3 separate regions of the Homo sapiens genome follow, and regions 2 and 3 are each linked to region 1. The links are chromatin contacts, found by Hi-C or POLR2A ChIA-PET in ENCODE. All regions are on one chromosome and are shown on one strand. The core of a region is the stretch at or near the end of the contact, and the rest is flanking DNA. Distances in the headings are between cores, read along the strand shown. Region 1 holds the start of AFG1L (AFG1 like ATPase). Region 2 overlaps AFG1L (AFG1 like ATPase). Region 3 holds the start of NR2E1 (nuclear receptor subfamily 2 group E member 1).

Evidence for each region. Hi-C counts contacts between places; a loop is a spot of excess contacts on that map. ChIA-PET counts read pairs that join two places held with the same protein, here RNA polymerase II (POLR2A). Pooled maps may share reads with other maps.
Region 2: a map of endothelial cell of umbilical vein shows a loop between it and region 1 (9-fold over the local background). The contact joins the enhancer-like site here to the promoter of AFG1L in region 1. A Hi-C loop is called at or near these places in 1 of 168 maps with a recorded cell type or tissue (endothelial cell of umbilical vein) and 10 of 50 pooled maps. POLR2A ChIA-PET finds 5 or more read pairs at or near these places in 4 of 52 experiments (HEK293, HepG2, activated CD4-positive, alpha-beta T cell and 1 more).
Region 3: a loop to region 1 is called in a pooled map, with 2.5 times the contacts of the local background. The contact joins the promoter of NR2E1 here to the promoter of AFG1L in region 1. A Hi-C loop is called at or near these places in 1 of 168 maps with a recorded cell type or tissue (sciatic nerve) and 3 of 50 pooled maps. POLR2A ChIA-PET finds 5 or more read pairs at or near these places in 1 of 52 experiments (HEK293T).

The regions. Positions count from the first base shown.
Region 1 is chr6:108,293,151-108,297,635 of GRCh38, forward strand. It overlaps AFG1L (AFG1 like ATPase), which reads left to right and starts at 1,904. Exons shown (of 13, transcript NM_145315.5): 1 at 1,904-2,068. The coding sequence starts at 1,930. RefSeq lists an enhancer at 1,756-2,245.
Region 2 is chr6:108,451,324-108,455,808 of GRCh38, forward strand. The region is part of intron 8 of AFG1L (AFG1 like ATPase); the gene reads left to right. Among named protein-coding and RNA genes, the nearest start is that of FOXO3, 110 kb to the right of the region's middle. Within about 2 kb of position 2,573, at least 3 of the 41 ENCODE cell types and tissues checked have a DNase peak (open chromatin) inside an H3K27ac peak, as active enhancers do; they include endothelial cell of umbilical vein, where a contact is called at or near this core.
Region 3 is chr6:108,164,076-108,168,560 of GRCh38, forward strand. It overlaps NR2E1 (nuclear receptor subfamily 2 group E member 1), which reads left to right and starts at 1,947. Exons shown (of 9, transcript NM_003269.5): 1 at 1,947-2,715. The coding sequence starts at 2,691. RefSeq lists enhancers at 1-88, 990-1,891, 2,792-3,693.

The DNA.
Region 1 (4,485 bases), core at 654-3,153:
ACACTGAATTATCTTTTAGCATGATCTCTGCGCAAGGATGACACACAAATTCGTGAAGTAGTCCATGTTTTTAAAAATTAAAAAAAAAAAAGCTTTAAAGCTTGGGATGGTGGTTGGCACCTGTAGTCCCAGCTACTGGGGAGGCTGAAGCAGGAGGATCATGTAAGTTCAGGTGTTCAAGGCTACTATGCACAATGATGGAGTCTGTGAATAGCCACAGCACTTGGGCCTGGGCAACATAGTGAGGCCACTTCTCTTAAAAAAAAAAAAACAAAAAACAAAAAAACAAAAGTTGAGTTTTTAGAAGGCCTTTTTGATTTACCAGCCAAACTGCTCTCTCATTGATTCCACAACACTGAATTATCTTTATTTTTAAAAAAATTTATTCTAAAAGTCTTTGTATTTTGTTCCCTCCCCCTTCCCCCTTCCCCTCCCCTTCACTCCCCCTTCCCCTCCCCTTCACTCCCCCTTCCCCTCCCCTCCTCTTCTCTTTTCTTTTTTTGAGACAGAGTCTCGCTCAGCTGCCCAGGCTGGAGTGCAGTGGCACGATCTCGACTCACTGCAGCCACCCTCTCCCGGATTCAAGCGATTCTCCCTGCCTCCGCCTCCCAAGTAGCTGGGATTATAGGCACCTGCCATCATGCCGGCTAATTTTTGTATTTTAGTAGAGACAGGGTTTCACCATGTTGGCTAGGCTGGTCTTGAACTCCTGACCTCAGGTGATACGCCTGCCTCAGCCTCCTAAAGTGCTAGGATTACAGGCGTGAGCCACCGCGCCGGGCCTTCTCTTTTTTTTTTTTTTTTTGTTTTTTTTTTGTTTTTTTGAGACAGGGACTCACTCTGTCTCCCAGGCAGGAGTGCAGTGGCACAATCCCAGCTCACTACAGCCTCCACCTCCTGGACGCAACCCCCACCTCGGCCTCCCTAGTAACTAGGACTACAGGGCACAGGCCACCATGCCCAGTTTTGTATTTTTTGCAGAGACAGGATCTCGCTATGTTGCCCAGACTGGTCTCAAACTCCCGGGCTCAAGCGATTCTCCTGCCTGGGCCTCCCAGGCATGAGCCACCTAGCCCGGCCTGTATTATCTTTTCTGGAATTCATCTCGCTTACTGGATTGCCAGCCTCTTCTGGACAGCAATTTGTACTCCTAATTCGCTTATTATAGTATGTCAAAGCATTTATTGTTTAATCAAATTAGGGCAGATCAATGAGAAGTTACCCTTCGGATACACTGTCCCATGACTTCTCCGTCCACCGACAGTCCTTCTTAGGCCCTTGGCTTTCCCATGCCACTTATACAATCTTTCAAAACATTTGAGTGCGTACCATTTATATTATTCAAATACGAAAAGGGAAAGCGGTAGGCGCACATTTCAGGTACTCGTCAAAGATGAGTTGGACGCTGGAGATAAAATAAAAAATGGGCCTACCATTTAGGGAGGTGTGACGAAGTGACACCACTCTTCCGTTAAAACCCGAGGGCCCATTGGGTCACCTCCATTTTATTCAGGTTTCGGAATCTCGGTCATGTGAGCTAACTTAAAAGGCTCAAGAGTGGTTACCTGCCTACCCGTCATAATCACTTCCCAATTCCTTGAAAACTTCGGGTTCCTCGGCCGGCCGCCAGCGCCGGGCGGAGAATCGCCCTCCCTCCCACTGCCCAGACTGGAGCTGCCTGTTCCGTTCCACCCCGCCCCACCCCACTGCATGCTGGGAGTCGTAGTCCCGGCTGGCAGCGTCCGGAAGGACGGGAGGGCACGGGAGTGCAGCCCGCCCATGTGGCTACTGGAGGTCACGTTCCCTAACTGATCCCTTGGTTCTCTCGGGTGGAGCCTTCAGCGTGCACGGCGGGGTTTGACTTTGCCACCGTCTCTCTTCTGGGTTCCAATAAAGTTTTCCTCTTCCTCTCCTCGTACGGAGTTCAAGATGGCGGCCTCCTGGTCGCTCTTGGTTACCCTGCGCCCCTTAGCACAGAGCCCGCTGAGAGGGAGATGTGTTGGGTGCGGGGCCTGGGCCGCCGCTCTCGCTCCTCTGGCCACCGCCCCTGGGAAGCCCTTTTGGAAAGGTCAGTGACTGTGCCATGAGTAGTCCGAGCCGACTGCATATGACTGGAGAAGCCTCTGGGATTACCCTCCCTGTCCGATCTACCCCAGGTGTCTCCTGCTTTCACGAAGCTGAGGGCTCCTCGAGAGGAGTTTCCATTTCTCTTGACCTTTTATACTGTCTGTGAATGAGCCCTGAGCACTGAGGGAAATGACCCTGAGTGACTTTCATTTTGAGGGTCAGAGGTTGACTCAGAGTTTGTTCCTTCCGGGACGTTTAGAGAGCTGAACCTAGTGGGAGTGCCTGGCTTGAAGAGATGCAGGTGTGGGGTTGGGGCCTGGGGACCCCTACCCTCTGCGTTTTCCAAGCTCTCGGGGCTGGTGACTGACGGGCACTGGAGGAAGAGCCGCGCCTGGGACCTCTGCAGGCCCTGATGTCTCTCGTGATTCTAGGAAGGAAGGTCCACACACATTCTCAGATTGAGGGATCGATTCTTGGTGTTCTTTTCAAGTCACTAGGGGCTTCAGTGGAATTATTTTGTCACCGGGCTTTCTTTCTCCCTGGCTTCCTTCATTCAGTTATATGTTCATGAATGAATGAATGAATGTATATTCTGAGTAACCAAGAGTGCCAGTTTTACTGCTCTATTCATGTATTCGCACTAAACTGCACGATTTTCAAAGGCAAGGACATTGTGTCATTGTTTCCTAAGCACTTAGCGCAATGATTGGTACTTGACGTGCAAATATGATTTTTGAGTGAATGAATGAATGAAATTATTCTCCTTGTCTCCCTCATCCACATACTCGTTTTCCTTTTTCTCAAATCCAAGCAACCCCTGTAATATACCTTAATAGATTGATAGACCTTAATAAGGTATATACCTTAATAGATTATTTATTAATTTAGCTAAAAATATGACAATCTTTGACCCTTATCATCAATGCAGTTGAAATTAATACTAGAACTTTGATTAGGTCACCTTACGTCTTTCTGCAAAGATTAGCATAATGCATTTAGTATAATGGAATAGGCTCCACACACTGCCTGGGGGTAGCCCTGATCTGCTGGAGTAGTCGTTAAAAGTAAATAAATAAATAAAGATATAATGGAATATTCTGGTAGTGTAAGCTGTGGATTATAATATAAATTTTATTTTTCATTTTTGGTAGTCAATAAAAGCAAATGCTATAAATTTCAACAGGTGCAAGAAAGAATATGGCAAAATGTAAGGCTTTTTTCTATCCCTATCCCTTAGCTGCTTAGTTTTTCTCCTCAGAGGCAATCTGTGATACTAGTTTCTTATGTATTCTTCCAGATATATTCTGTGTATGTATAAGCATATACATATATAGATAATGGTATTAAAAAAATAGAAGTAGTAACATGCTGTACACATTGTTTTGTGTATACAGCAGTTAATTCTGTTAATTGTTAATTTCTTTTTAAATTTAGTAGCTTGGAGATCATTCCATATCAATACCATATCAATTTCATATGAATAGAACTGCCTCGTGTTTTAAGTTTTAAAAATAGTATTCCATTCTATGTATATACCATGATTTATGAACATTAAAGATTTAAGGAGCATCATTATAACATATAAAATTCACTGAATGCTTATTCTGTGTCATACAATATACTAAGTACTTTCTACATACATTATCTTATTATTCCTCATTATCCTCATTTTGGAGATCATGAATCCAAGGTTGCTGAAGTTATATGGCTAGTAAGTGTCAGAACTGGATTCAAGTGAAGGCTGTGCTATTAATCTATACTCACACTTTCTCCAATACACAAAATTTAGCCAATTCTGGGTGTGAAGATTTGATGAAAATGCAGTTAGGTTAGAGGTCCATTTAATTGTATCTAAGGACGCTCCCTTCCCCTCTTTATTTTTATTTTGTTTATTTATTTATTTTTTTGAGATAGAGCCTTGCTCTGTCTCCCAGACTGGAGTGCAATGGTACAATCTCGGCTCACTGCAACCTCCACCTCCTGGATTCAAGCAATTCTCCCTGCCTCAGCCTCCCTAGTAGCTGAGATCACAGGCACCCACCACCACGCCTGGCTAGTTTTTGTATTTTTAGTAGAGATGGGGTTTCACCATGTTGGGCAGGCTGGTCTCAAACTCCTGACCTCAGGTGATCCGGAGCCTCGGCCCCCCAAAATGCTGGGATTACAGGCGTGAGCCATGGTGCCCTGCCCCCATCTTTAAATAAAAGGAAAATTTTAGTTGAAATTTTGTTCAGTATTCAGAGTCTGATTTACAAATCGATTTTCTATCCCTTTCCTGTTTTTTTGGGGGGGTACATTTCTATTTTACCTTCATTTTTCATCTTTTGAAGTCTACTATTTAGTACAGTGTAATGTGGCTGGGTGTGGTGGCTCACACCTGTAATCCTGGCACTTTGGAAGCCTGAGGGAGTAGGATCA
Region 2 (4,485 bases), core at 1,323-3,822, 160 kb after region 1:
CAATCCAAATAATATCAAGAATTACCACAGATTTCTAAAACTACCCAAAAAGTTGACATGGAGCAATTTCTGTAGTTCATAATATTGCCTGAGTCCCACAAGAACTAATTCACATAAGACATTGCATGTTTGTATGTAATATATATCACATTAAATTTAGGAATCCTAGAGTACCTTCGTAAGTAAGTTTCAGACGTTTTTGGCCCTGTAACAACCTCATATACAGCAAATTCAGAGAATTTAAATTTAGCAAGCTACAAAACAGAGACCTTGATTGCAAATATCCAAACTTTTGCATAGATTAAAACACCCCATGCTTGTCCAGTTTTTTATTCTGTACTAAATGCATGATCACTCCAGAGATGAGCACAGTTTGTTTCTTTTTTTTTATTTTCATTTTTTTTTGTGGGGGACACGGAGTCTTGCTCTGTCACTGGAGGGCTGGAGTGCAGTGGCGTGATCTCGGCTCACTGCAACCTCTGCTTCCCGGGTTCAAGCAATTCTCCTGCCTCAGCTGAGTAGCTGGGATTACAGGCACACGCCACCACACCCGGCTAATTTTTGTATTTTTAGTGGAGACGGGGTTTTGCCAGATTTGCCCGGCTGGTCTTGAACTCCTGACCTTAGGTGATCCATCCGCCTCAGCCTCTGCAAGTGCTGGAATTACAGGCGTTGAGCCACCACGCCCGGCCAGTTTGTTTCTTTTCTAGTTGCTTGGTGAATAGCACTCAACAAGGTCCCCATGCTGAAGTCCAAACAGATCAATCAAGCACTGGGCTTCCATTTGCATCTGGATGGAGACTTGGACAGTAATCTATTTTGAATTGTCTGGTACTGATCAAGGGTGACCCCATCTCATGCTTACAGAGAATTTAACTGCTTCAGATTAGCTCTCTGTTTGGGGGCTGGTAATACTAGAGGTTATTATTTTATATATGCATATCTTTTTAAACAGGAAGCACCATTGCTGAAGGATCCATGATATGCTTCCCCAGGCCATTTTGCTATCCCTATTGTGAAGCGTTACTGGTTTCCTGGGGAGAGGAGTTCACATCACCCTGGACTCACACTTGCTGTCTCTTTTTTATTCCAAGGCTGAGTCCTATAGGTTCTTTTCTCTACTAAGTCTGTTGAAGGGAGGGTTCTATTCAAACACCATATCTTTCCATACTCACATACAAACACTGTGCCCTCCACACAGATGCCGTAACCTCAAGAGAAGTTTTAAACTGAACCAAAAGGGATGGGGGCAGGCATTGGTCCTGGGATTTTATTTTACCCCACTTACGAGCCTAAACCTAAAATAGGTTTGCCTTTTATTATTTCATAAGTGCTGACAGAAGACAACAGAGACCTGGGTCAGAGACACAGGATCTTATTAGCCTTGGCACAGATAGCAGTATGAGCATTAGCATGTTGTGTCAGTTCCCTCCTTGCTCCTTAGTCCCATGGAGTGGAGGGGAGGGTGTTTTGCTGAGGGCCTAGATAATTCCTGCAACAGGCAGTGAATTGTGTTACAGGAAAATAGCTCTGAGCTTGTGAAATCTGCCATTTTATAGCCAGACATAAGCAAGTCTGCTTTTTGTCTCGAGGGAGACATTGTCTCATCTTTCAAGGTTGCTCACTACACACACAACCTTGAGAAATGGTTAGGGCCTCGCATTCTTGGCATACTCAGCAAGATGTGATGGAGAGACCCATGGAGGGGCTTGTCTCTCCCAACAGGGGGCATTTACCGGACATTAGACCTTAAAGAACCGGGCTTCCTCCCTTTGTTTCAGTTGGCTTCTGTCCACTGAAGTCATCCACCACTTCAACAAAACTACATCTGAAGCACATTGTTCAGTTGCTTAAAACTTAAATTGTCTCAAGACCATTTCAATATGGGGATTTTGGATCATCCTGAAAATGGTGAAAAATCTAATTTATGGATTTTTAGATACAGCCCAAATATTCACATATTTGTGCTTGGCTAATATAATGTATTTACCCATCTTTTGAACAGATTTCAAAAAAAAAGTTTTTTCTTAAATACTTTTACTAGTGGAAGTTTTATGTCTCAAGCACTCTTGGTTTTCCACTTGGGAAATATCTATTCCAAATAGAAAATCATTTTGGAGAATATAACTTTGAACACCATTTTTTAAAAGAATAACAATTAGCTGACAAAAAGACACACAGCTTCAAGGTTATAGCTCTGTTTCAGAAGAAAGGTCTGTGAAAACTAAGACTGAAGCTTCTATGTGTTAAAACATACTTCCCCATAATTAAAAACTTCATGTTTCTTGCCTGTGATATTACTTACAAACACTCCTCTGCTCTCAACTGTGAGAATCAGATTAATGAAACTTAAAAACATTTCTTAGAGTGATCATCACATCTTCCCATACCTAAACTTTGGCTGAGACCCAGCTTCTGCCTCTAAGGTTGCCACCTTCTGGTTTAATGGAGTGTCTAGGACAGCTTGGTACCTTCTCTCCATCACCCATCATTACCATTACAATTCTGTCCCAGACACTGGAATCTGCAGTTTCAGTCTCAGTTTTTCTTACCAGTTAGACAGCTAGCCCAGTCATTTCCTGTTTCAATTCCCACTGAAGAACCTCTGAAACATTCACCAGTGCAAGCAACTTGAAAATGCTTAAGTCCGGCCCCCTTCCTTTTAGGCCGTCATTTGTTTCAATACGTTGTGCTAGACTGCCCAGAGTCCTGTAGCAGGCAGTATGCACACCCCATTGAAATATTTATTTCATCCTCTACAACAAAATTTTTATGGTCTTATGCCAAATATGAGCTGGCTCTACTCCTCCTCCAGTTCCTTAAATTCTCTCATGTGTCTTTTAGACTCCATTATATTCCTATCATTTCTACTTCTCACACTAGTTTGCATGGTGTCACAATGGAATAGTGATGGTATCAGTGGAAAAATACCACACAGTTTAAGACTATAAAATTTATTTAGCAGTCAAGGTTGCAGAAATGTATCCACATGGAGACACTTGCACAAAACAGAAGATAATAGAGCATATTCCCAGATGAAGCTGTAAGTTTTTTTGGCCTTTGAGGGCCCATTAGGTGACAAAGATAGCACCTGATCAAGATAAGGATCCCATTAGATCACCTTTGTCATTCTTAGGTGAGTGGGTTTATACCCTCCTGGTAAGTCTTGATTGCTGTGGAGACTCTGGCTATATGCCTGCCTGCTTGCCAGGTACAATTACCAGGTGCAAACCCTAAGCCATGACTGAATGTTTATTGTCAGTGTAAATCAAAGGTCAGTTTCCCATCCTTCAGCAGCACCAGTCACTGGGCCTTCCTGAAGTCTGTTCTTTTTTATTATTATTATTGAGACAGAATCTCACTCTGTTGCCCAGACTGGAATGCAGTGGTGAGATCTCAGCTCACTGCAACCTCCGCCTCCCAGGTTCGAGCAATTCTCGTGCCTCAGCCTACCGAGTAGCTGGGATTACAGGCGCATGCCACCACGCCCAGCTAATTTTTGTATTTTTAGTAGAGCTGGGGTTTCACCATGTTGGCCAGGCTGGTTTCAAGCAGTCCGCCTGCCTCGGCCTCCCAAAGTGCTGGGATTACAGGAGTGAGCCACCGTGCCTGACCCTGAAGTCTGTTCCTCAGAGAACAAGAGATAGAATTTCTGTCTCTGGCAATCAAAGAAACTGTCTACTTTCTTGAGGTTCTGACTGTTGTCTGGCTAATTCCTCAGTCTGGGGAAGGGATGAAGATATTTGGGATATTTCTGATGTTTACAGATTATGTTTTACTTCTTCTTAGCATCATGGCACAGAAGAACATTTAGGTTTTTCTACATAAGAAATAATCAGAAATGAAAATATTTACAGATGAAATAATACAATGTCTAGGATTTGCTTCAAAATAATCCAGTGTAGGAGAATTGAGGGGAGGTATAGAGGAAACAAGATTGACCATGCCATGTATTGAGTGGGTGATTTTACATTGGGGTTTTAATAGAACTATTCTCTTCACATGTGTTTATGTGTAAAATTTTTCATAATCAAAAGATTTTTAAAAAGATAGCCTTCTCTGTTTTTTTCTGATCATGCTTACTGCAGTTTTAAGTCTATTGATCTTCCCAACGAAACTGCTTTTGTTGTGTTGATTTTCTCTATTATTACTTTCTGTTTTCTATATCCTTAATTTCTGAACTTTCATTATTTCCTTTCTTCTGCTTAGTTTGGATTTAATTTGCTCTTCCTTTTCTAGTTTTTTAAGGTAGAAGATTAAGTCCTTGATTTTAAACCTTTCTGCTCTCATATAAGCACTTTCAAACTAAACTTTAGCTGCATCTCACATGTTTTATTATGTCATGTTTTCTCTCCTGATTTATTTTTTGGCCCATGGGTTATTAAAAGTGTGTTATTTACTTTCTGAACGTTTGGTGATTTTTTTATACATCTTTCTGTTAATGATTCCCAGATTTAACTAATTATGGTTACAGAATCTATGTTG
Region 3 (4,485 bases), core at 697-3,196, 130 kb before region 1:
AAATGAGCCAGCCTGGCAGGAGCGTTCGAGAGTAGGGGAAGAGGTGGTTTGGAGCCCAGGAAAGCCATCGTCCAGCCCCCGCACAGGCAAAGCAATTAGTAGTTCTCCTTCTCGAAACAGACCCCTAAATGCTTCCCCTGCAGACAGGCCTGGGTCTAGTCATCACCCCCCACACTGCCCTCATCTTCGCCCCAGATAAATTAGTTCCACCCTTGAAGTTCTTTGTCCTGAACCAAAGAACCCCATAATCGCGTCCGCGTTATGGGGGTGGTGGTGGTAGGTGGCTGAAGCAAGTGGATTTCTGGCGTGAACCAGAACCTGAGGATTCCAAACGGAGCCTGGCATCTTATTGTGTTTCTCAAATCCTGCCCGAAATTCCTCCCCTCTCTGGGCGCCGAGTTCGAGAAAGCGCTACGCCGCCGGTCGGGCTAGCTCCACAAGCGGCTGTACAAGTTGGCTGTCAAAAAACGCTGATTTCTCCTCCTGTCACCTAATAAACCCCTACGCGCTTATGGCCTCGTCCCACAATCCCCCAATCTCGTCCCAATTCGAAAAACCGAGGAGGAGGGAATAAACTGAGAGATAAAGATCCCCCCATCTTGCTCTTTCCCCGGGACCCCAGCCTTGGTCGCGGCGCCCCACTAAGGAGGACACAGGCTCTGGTGTGTGTGGTGTGCGAGACCCCGAGCTCGAGGCCGAGCCAAGGCTGGGCAGAAAGTTGCAATCACGTGCTGTCGGAGCCCACTGGAGCGCACAGCCCGCTCCCCCTGGGACGCCCAGGCGGAGGACCTGCTGCGCCCTCCCAGGGCTCGGGGGACTCCAGCATTCACTTGCACGCACAGGCGAACTCTGATTGAAAGCCCGGGATGACACCGAGTCTGGAGAAAGAGGGACCGGGGGGTGGGCTGGCGGAATTGCAGAGCGCCGGCCACAGCTCCCCTCCCCGCGAACGTCGAGCGGAGGGCGGGAGGTGTAACCTCTGACCTCTGGCCGGGTCCACGCCCTGAGGAGGGACTGGCAAGCTCTTGTTCGACAAGTTCAAGCTGCCGAGAGAGCTTAAATAGAATTAATCTCTTAGAGATCGGGGATCATCGCTCCCTCGGCATGCGCTCTCCCAGCGCCGCGCACAGAGCAAGGCGCGAGAGAGCTCAGGAATCGCGGGAAGGCAAGCGGAATGGGGAGGGGGTAGGGGATGAGGGCCTCTCTTCACTATTCCTCCGCCCGGAGAGCGGGAGCCCGCAACGCCCGCCGAGGACGAGCGGCGGGAGGGAACGCTCTGCCCTCCAGCCGCCCCGGTGCAGATAATGGAGGCGACAAGAGATTCGCTCAGCGTCGGATGGGCCAGCTCTGCTTGGGGAAGCTGGCGGCATCCTCCCCTCGGCTGGTGCCCAAACCCACTGCGCGAAGGCCGAAGGAACGCGGAACCTCCAGAAGACCCCATCCTCAGCCCTGACTTTCCGTAGATATGTGCAAAATGAGTAAATTACTCACCTCGGGCCAGATCCAAGTTTTACCCAACAGAAGGGGCACCGGACCAAGAATGAACCAACTCACATGGCCATGTCCGGCGCGCACAATCACACGCCAGCACACAGCCACCCAATTTCTTCCGCGAATCTATCTGGCACTCTGGAGAGAGGGGGAAAAGCGTTTTGAGAAAGCCCCGTCACCCCTCCCCTTCCTTCTTGCCGTGAAATATACGAATTCATTTTTATTACGAGCCGCACCGTCCTCACCATCACGCACGCACAGAGCCACACTCCCATATTCACACTTTCTAACTCGTAAGCTCCGACAGCGCCTGCATTTTCTTTGGGAGCCGCTTGGAGGTTCATTAATATCATTAGCATTTAACCCCCTCCCTCTTCCCATCCCCTCCCCGCACATGGCTGACGTCAGACCCCGCCAGGAGTTGGGGGAAAAGCTAAGTGGGCCAGGGACGCCCTATTCCCCTCCCCGCGGCTGCCTGTCAGAGCGCTTCTGGAGATATTACAGGGGACCCAGCCCGCAGCGACAGGCACAAAGTCACGGGGTAATGAACTTCGGGGACCCTTCGCCGCTGCGTGCGCGGCTCTCCCCGGAAACCCGGACCTGGCCGCCTCTTCCCTCGGAAGATTTCCCAGCAATCTAGTTTTCCCACTCTGCGCTTGGGTTCCGGCAGCGCGGAGCCCGTCTGCCTCTGAGACTGCGGTAGTGTTTTCCTTCTTTCCTTGGGAGACCAGCGGTCGGCAGAGATTGCCCACACTCTGCATGCCTATGTAGAGGGAGAGATCGAAGACTGAGTGACAGGAATGGGGAAAAAGAGGGATTTCGCTCCGTAGGAAGGCCATTTTCGTGTCTCCATCTCTGTCTTTCAACATCCCTCTCTTGCTGTTCTTCCTTCTTCCTCAGTCTTCCTGTCCATCTCTCCATCTGTCTGTCCATGTGTGTGTCCATATCAAGCAGCATTCCCAGCAGCTGCGGTTTTGCAAGAGCCGGGAAGAAACTTAAGGATGCTTAAATTTCCACTGTTGGACGAATTCTGAGCGCCCAGGGAGCAGCGCAGCGCGCGACTGACACCCACCTGTCCCGCCCAGGAGCCTTGCAGGCTGGAGGGCAGCTGGAGAGCGGCGGCGCCCGGCGGCGAGGCGGGCGCTGCCGGCCGGGACTCGGGCAGCGCCCACCAACCGCTCCGCCCCGGGACAGCCAGCATGAGCAAGCCAGCCGGATCAACAAGTGGGTACCTCTCGGGCCGCCGTGGGGCCTAGGCGCGCAGCCTGGGGCGAGCGAGCGGGGAGGCTGGGGGAGGTCCTGCCTGGAGCGCTGCGAATCTGAGCCCCTGAGAGGGATTCCAGCGGGCGTGTGCGTTCGGCCCAGACCTGTAGACCGTGAGTTGGAGCATTTCGTGGAGAGGGGAGAGCCGTTTCGTTGCCTCTGGATTGCTTGATCCCCCCTGTCTGGTGCGGTGAGAAGGTTACGACCCGCGCAGCCCACCAGTCGGATGAGTTGTCTCCATTTAGCCGCCAGGTGCTGGATGGGGGGGCCATGGGGGCGGGAACTGGGCCGCAGCTCCAGGCGGTAGCACAATAACACACTCGCTCAAAACTCCGAGCTCCAGCGCGCAAAAGCAACTCTGTGCAAAGCGGATTTTGAATGGAATGCTTTGCACCCCGTTTCTAGCTATTTCAAATAATCCTGCAAACTGGGAAGCAGAAACAATTTAAAAGTCACATTTTCCTTAATCCTAAATCCGCGTAGGTCATAACTGGGGAATTTAAAGTATGGCGAACCACTCTAGCAAAGAGAGGACCAAATCCCTAATCCCAAGGACTTTTCGAGCCGGAGCCCAGCAGAGGCAGGAGTGCGCGGCCTGCTCCCTCCGTGCGCTTCTCTCCTTCCTCGAACTTCCTTAGCTGCCGGCTCTCCGAACGCCAGGCCGCAGCTGACCTCTCACCACCCCGAGACTCACGAGCGCAGGGCTAAGTGTGTGTGCGAGGGCATTTGCTTGCACCCTGCCTGCGGAACCCAAGAATGTGCAGGCCCGAGCCAGCGTTGAGCAGGCGCGGTCACGGTGCTCAGATCTCCCGGGGGCATTTCAGTTCCCGCCATCCAGTGGCCCACGGCTGCGGGCTCCAGGGTCTGAGGCTGGGGACTACCGTTGCCGCCGCAGTCCCCATATCCCGAAGTTGCCTTGCTGCTTGTGTTGTTTTCGCAGATAGCATTTTTGGCGCTCTGTGCGTTCCTTCCCTCCCCCTCCCCCTTTCACTCGCCCTCATTGTCCTGAGTCTTTGAAAGTTGGGAGAATCGGAGATACTTCTGAGGACTGGTAATGAAGTCTCACTTAAGTGGGATGCAATTCCCGCCCTCCTACCCCCCTCCAAGAAGGAGGTTGTGTTTTCATTTTGTTTTGCTTTGGGTGCTGACCTTTAAAAAATTAGAGCAAAATGAACGTGAACAAAAAGAAAAGGAGAAATGTTTCGAGCTGGGGCAGAGGGAGCAGAGAAGGAGCCCTCACCGCGGCCGGAATGCAGAGCGGACCCTGGCCCAGGACTGGGTTTCCCTTTAGGCTCGGGCCTACCCTGGCCCTCGCTGTTGGAATCTCCAGGAGGTAAAGCGACCTCGATTTTTGTTGCCCGCATTCCCGGGCGTGAGTGTCCTTCCCAGGAGGCTCAGGAGGCCGTTTCTGTTGCATTCTGAGCCTCCGTTGCAAAAACTGAAGCCCGTGGGTCTCGGCAGGCCTCCTAGCTCGCTCGCCCCGGGACAGGCCCTCGCCTACACCCCTGGAAGTAAGGAGCCCCGGGCTCTTTCGTCCTTTTCGGGGTGTGGAGCCCCTGGGGCCCTTGAAAGGTGAGGCCTCAGAGGCGAGGGAGGGGTGAGCGGGGAGCTCTGCCCGCCTGCGGCTGCGCCCCCGCTGTGGACTAGGAGGCAGGCCAACCCTCCGGACTTTGGGGGAAAAACCACAGCGGGCTCCTTGCGGAAACTTTGGCCGTTCTAACTTGCCAAGAG